Regions from separate parts of the Homo sapiens genome. Here region 1 is linked to region 2. The links are chromatin loops, found by intact Hi-C in ENCODE. Cell type or tissue: PC-3. All regions are shown on one strand. Links, peaks and the distances in the headings refer to the core of each region. The heading gives the core; the rest is flanking DNA.

Evidence for each region. A loop is a pair of places that touch in the nucleus more often than their neighbours do. Peaks named below come from ENCODE experiments on the same cell type or tissue, not always from the same donor. Only the 100,000 strongest peaks of a DNase experiment are listed, where the experiment ranks them.
Region 1: it touches region 2 in a loop (5-fold over the local background); 1 of 110 quality-filtered maps calls a loop at or near these places.

What each region holds. Positions count from the first base shown.
Region 1 is chr14:97,081,178-97,084,099 of GRCh38, forward strand. No RefSeq gene overlaps it. Among named protein-coding and RNA genes, the nearest start is that of LINC02304, 72 kb to the right of the region's middle. In PC-3, for the core only: no CTCF peak of the experiment used is centred there; no DNase peak of the experiment used is centred there; H3K27ac peaks cover 1,773 bases.
Region 2 is chr14:96,903,350-96,906,271 of GRCh38, forward strand. No RefSeq gene overlaps it. Among named protein-coding and RNA genes, the nearest start is that of LINC00618, 39 kb to the right of the region's middle. In PC-3, for the core only: no CTCF peak of the experiment used is centred there; DNase peaks (open chromatin) are centred at 362 and 1,072; H3K4me3 peaks cover 976 bases; H3K27ac peaks cover 1,831 bases.

The sequences.
Region 1 (2,922 bases), core at 307-2,806, 180 kb after region 2:
AAACAAGGAACAGAAAGTTTGCTCAAGTGACTGCCTCCCTTCTGTTCCTGCAATTAACCAAGGCCTAGCACAGAAAACACCCATCACTCTGCAGGCACATCGTAGGTGCCAGGGAAGTATTTGGACCTCTCTCTTCCTTATAAAAATTTAAATTCAATATCACATTAATGCATTTTTGAGTCCCTTTACAAATTATTGTTTTCCTACAATATTAATTGTAATATTAAAAACAAAAGATTGTGATGTTTAAGGAATTGCTCAGTTCCTTTCTATGAAGGAAGAGCTCTTTTATTAAAGGAGTGATTTTGTGTCTTCCTATGGATTTTTTAAAAACTGAATAATGATTTCATCTTTTCCCCCTTTCAACAGTAAGGTATAATTACATAAGTAGAATTTATTCTTTCTAATGTATAGTTCTGGGAGTTTTGACAAATGATTACAGTGTGTAACACCCCCACACTCAAGATATGGAACAATTCCATCATGTAAAGGAATATTCCTGTGCCCATTCATTGCCAAACCTCCCTTCCCTGGCCAACCCCCAAACCCTCTGCTACTTTTACTGCCCTTATAATTTTGCCTTTTCAAGAATTCAGTACACATGAACTCATACAGAATTTTGCCTTTTGAGTCAGGCCTGTTGCACTTGGCATGATGACTTTGAGATTTTATCTATGTTGTTATGTATAAGTAGTTTTTTTTCTGTTTATTGATTAATAGTGTCACACTGCTATAAAAGAATTACCCAAGACTGAGTAATTTAGAAAGGAAAGAGGTTTAATTGACTCACAGTTCAGCATGGCTGGGGGGTCCTCAGGAAACTTATAATCATAGTGGAAGGTGAAGGAGAAGCAAGGCACCTTTTTCACAAGGCAGCAGGAGGGAGAAGGGTCGCAGGACGAGCTACCAAACACTTATAAAACAGTCAGATCTCGTGAGAACTCACTCAATATCATGAGAACAGCATGGGGGAAACTGCCTCCATGATCCAATCACCTCCACCTGGTATCTCCCTTGACACATGGGGACTATGGGGATCATGGGGATTACAATTCAAAATGAGATTTGGGTGGGGACACAGCAAAACCATATCAAATAAATAGTATTCCAATGCATGGATGTACCACAGTTTCTTTAATCCCTGGTTGAGAGACTCCTGGGTTGTTTCCAGTTTTTGGGGTTATGAGTAAAGCTGCCGCAAACATTCTCCTACAGGTTTTTATGAGAACATAGATTTGCATTTTATTTGGATAAATACTTAGGAATTGGCTCAGTCAGTGGTATGGTAAATGTACATTTAACTTTATTTCCTTTTACAGGAAGCTGTCAAATTGTTTTCCAGAGTGACTGTTTTCCAGACTACCATTTTGCAGGCCCCCGAGAAACACAGGAGAATTCCACTTGCTCCACATCCTTGCCAACACTTGCTATTATCATTTCCCTGCTTATTTTTAGCCATTAAGACAGGCACATAGTGGTATTTCCTTACGGTTTTGATTTGCATTTCCCTAGTGACCAATGATATGGAGTATCTTTTCTTGTGTCTGTTTTTATTTATTTATTTTTTTTGGTGAAATATCTGATCACATTCTATATCCATTTTTTTACTGTACTATACTTTTTAGAACAGTTTTATGTTCACAGCAATATTGAGTGGAAGGTGCAGAGCTGGCTTTCCCATATCATCCCTGCTTCCACATGTGCATAGCCTCCCCTAGTATCGACATCCTCCACCGGTGGTATACCTGTTGCAATTGATGAATGGGCACTGGCTGTCATAATCACCCAAAGTCCATAGTTTACATTGGGCCACGTTTGGAGTTGTGCATTCTAAGGGTTTGGACAAATGCATGATGACATGCATCCACACATATAACATCTTACAGTGTAGTTTCACTGCTTGAAAACCCCCGTGCTCTGCTGGTTCATCTTTCCCTCCCTGCGTACCCCTAGAAGCCACTGATCTTTTTCCTGACTCCTTATTTTTGTCTTTTCCAGAGTGTCATATAGTTGCAATCATACAGTATATAGCCTTTTCATATTGGCTTCTTTCACTTAGCAATATGCATCTAAGATTCCTCCATGTCTTTTCATGACTTGATAGCTTATTTCTTTTTAACACTGAATAATATTACATTTTCTGAATGTATCACATTTTATTTTATTTTATTTCATTTTATTTTTTTTTGAGACAGAGTCTCGCTCTGTTGCCCAGGCTGGAGTGCAGTGGCATGATCTTGGCTCACTGCAAGCTCCACCTCTCGGGTTCATGCCATTCTCTTGCCTCAGCCTCCCCAGTAGCTGGGATTACAGGCACCCGCCACCACGCCCAGCTAATTTTTTGTATTTTTTTATAGTAGAGACTGGGTTTCATCATGTTAGCCAGGATGGTCTCCATCTCCTGACCTCATGATCCGCCCGCCTCAGCCTTCCAAAGTGCTGGGATTACAGGCATGAGTCACCGCGCCTGGTGTAACACATTTTATTGACCCAGTCATTTACTGAAGGACATCTTGGTTGCTTCCATGTTTTGGAAATTAAGAGTAAAGGTGCTAACATCTGTGTACAGGTTTTTCTGTGGACATAAATTTTCAATGCCTTTGGGTAAATATCAAAGAGCGTGATTTCTGGATCGTATGGTTAGAGTATGTTTAGTTTCGTGAGAAACTTCCAAACTGTCATCCAAAGGGGCTGTACTATTTTCTATTCTCAAGAACATGAATGAGAGTTTGTGTTGCTCCACATCCTTGCCAGCATGTGATGTTGTTAGAGTTTTGAATTTTGGCCACTCTAATTGGTGTACAGTAGTATCTCGTTGTTTTAAGTTGCATTTCCTTGCTGACATAAGATATGTAGACTCTTTTCATGTGCTTATTTGACACCTGTATATCTTCTTTGGTGAGACGTCTGCTAAGGTCTTTG
Region 2 (2,922 bases), core at 114-2,613:
TCAAATAGCATACTATGTATGCTTCCAAACCTAATGGATGAAATTTATATCTTTTCTATCTTCATAATGAAAATTCAAGGACAAAGTAAAAAACAATGATTAGTCACATTATTTAAGTATGAAATGAACACAAAGACTCAAGTTTATATGATGTTTTCATGCTGTTTTCACAGATTGCTTCATATGTAGTCATGTGATAGGGGTGGGGGCATAAAGAATTTTGGTATTTTCTCTGCAACTAGAGGAGGCCTGAGGTCTGATGTATTTGAGCTGCTCTGAGAGGTGCCTCGCTTCCTATCCAGCCCCGAGGGTTAGCCGCTCTGAGGAGTAATGTATGCTTTTTCATATCTCCCCAGTAATTAGGCAATTTTTATGTACGAGATGGTTTATAGCACACACACCTACATCATTCTGACCTTTCTTCTGTTTACCTGCAGCGTGTGGTATTTTAGGAAGTGACTTTTCTTGGTGAGTGACAGTGTCACACTGCTTGCCGGCTTCCGTGGAAAGCAGGGCAGCCAGCCACCCTGGTTGCCCTCAGGAGCAGGAACTGTAGACCTCACAAAGGCGCCTCAATCTGCAGTCCCCAGCTTGGAAATGCCAGTCTTTCTCTGTGATGCCCTGTGTGGTTCTGGGGTTTTGTTTTCAATAGTTCACAGCATGTAATTTTGAGAGCCGAAGTGGACATTGTAGAACTATCGTTTCCTCCTTGAGGTGAGGGTTCTGGACTGGGGGCTTACATACCAGTATTAGAGAGGTGGCATGCGGGTGGGGGAGGCTCCTCTGTACATGAAGGCAGGTGCTCAATGCACTGAAGGAGGAGAAGCTTGTGACTAGTATGCTGGTTTAGAAATGGGCTCTTGGTCCCCATTGTCTATCTAGGTTCAGAATCTTGCTCCTTTCTTAAAAAGGATTTTGCAAACGTTTTTAATGGAAAGTGCTTTGTTCCTTTCCCTGGCACTGACCGTATACAAGGTGTGGCTTTTAATGAATGATCAGACTTTTAAAAACAAACATTCCACATTGCTTGCATCTTAATCAGTATGTGGTCTGTCAAAGTAAACAGAGTCTCCTATTGCTCCCTCACTCTCAATTCAAACCGTGGGATGTTTTAGGCTCCTCTGGCAGGCCTTGTGCTACAAGAATCTGAAGTGAAAATGAGCATGTTGAGATGAGAGTGAATAAGTTGGCTGAGTCCTCAAGGCAGAGGTGGTGACAGAATCAGCTTAATAATCTCAATGAATGGAGGGCAAGTGCCACCCACAGACATAGTCCTTGGTCTTCCAGCACCAGGCACCCTGCTCAGAGTAGCTGAAGATGGAGGTTCCCTTCCCCTGGGCAGAGGTGAGGAAGGGGGCAGACTGAGATGTACCCTCTTCCTACAAGAGCACATTTCTTTGAACACGCTCAGTGCAGTGGCCATCATCAACTTTGAGGGTACATTTAATGTTGCAAATGCTTCCAAATTCTTTAGAGCCAAATTTAGCAACAAAATGGATAGTCGTGCTAAGGAATATAGCACCTGGGATAAAAACAATGTATTCCTGTAAAAACAAAAGCATTATATGGCTTACAAATGGACTCCAGTGGCAATTCTAAAATAAGAATCCAAATGAGGTTGGAGCAATGACAGCCAATTTCCCCAGAGGATATCATGAAAGCTTCCACGGAAGCACAGAAGTGAACGTATTTGCCAAACAATTGGACAGCACACAAGCATGAAAACTATGGATACCGAGTCAAGGCTGGGGACTTGAGGTTAGTCCACACTCTGCTATATACCCTTGGCACATGGGTCCTGGAAAACCTCTTCCTTTCCTGCAGTAGGCAGCATTTGTTTACTGCTCTAACTGGAATGTCTTAGCCTCCCTCTTCAACAGGTTGACTTCTAGGCATCCTTCAGGACTCAACTTGACTTTCATTTCCTTTCACTTCCTCAATCCCCAGAGAGTTACTGTCTTCTGTGCTCCATCTTGCATGTGTATAAATCTCTATAATGTTGACTTTCCCACTGCATTATTATAATTTTTTGCTTTTTGGTTTTCCCCATCCATGCCCCCATGTTGTGAACATCTTGAAGGCAGGTGTTGCTGTATTCATGTCTGTATTTCCAATGCTTGGCATATAGTAGATGTGCAGTAACATGCTTCATGATCCAATTTTGATGAATCTAGTGTCCTCATTTGTTTCTTGTCCTTTTAAACTCACAGGGTCAGGAAAAATGAGAGAAAAGATGTGAGAATTCTGTGATCGTCTGTGTGGTTGCTGCATGCACACACAAATAATGCTGCGATTTCTGTACACTGATAACTGTGTGGACATATCTCATGGGCCATGTTTCTTGAACATTAGTGTGTGGCTGGCACTGAGGGAGTGCCTCAGATCTGTAGAGCTGGTTCCCTTAATGAAATCCACTTCTAGATCCATTGTATAGCTCAACCCTGCCAGAAATACTCCTGTTTAAGTATGATATGTAACAAGTATTATTTGAAAGTCAATTACCAAAAGGACACCACTGCAGAATAAAAAGGAACTAACTGTGGAAAATTAGAAAGCTACTCAGAGCAGTCTTTAGTCTCAATTAGCCACATTTTCCTGTCTTCTAGCAGCTGAACTCAGAGTGTCATTTGAGTAGGAGCTTGGGCCTGGCAGCTCACGGCACTCTGTTGCTTCTGAGGTCCCCAATTATGCAATAATGGTAATCACTGATGGAGGGCTTGGTTGAGAAATGCCTGTTTCCTCATGTCTAGAGCTCAGTAATCATAGGGGAGGAGTATGTCAGCACAGGATTCGTTGATTTCAAATTATTGTTTGAGAAGGAGCTAAGTGAGATCAGGCTTTTACAGACTGGATTGCGGAGGCTGAGGCTTGGGGATGCCACCTTCAGAGGGTGCTACAGGCGGACAGCCCTGACCACTCTCT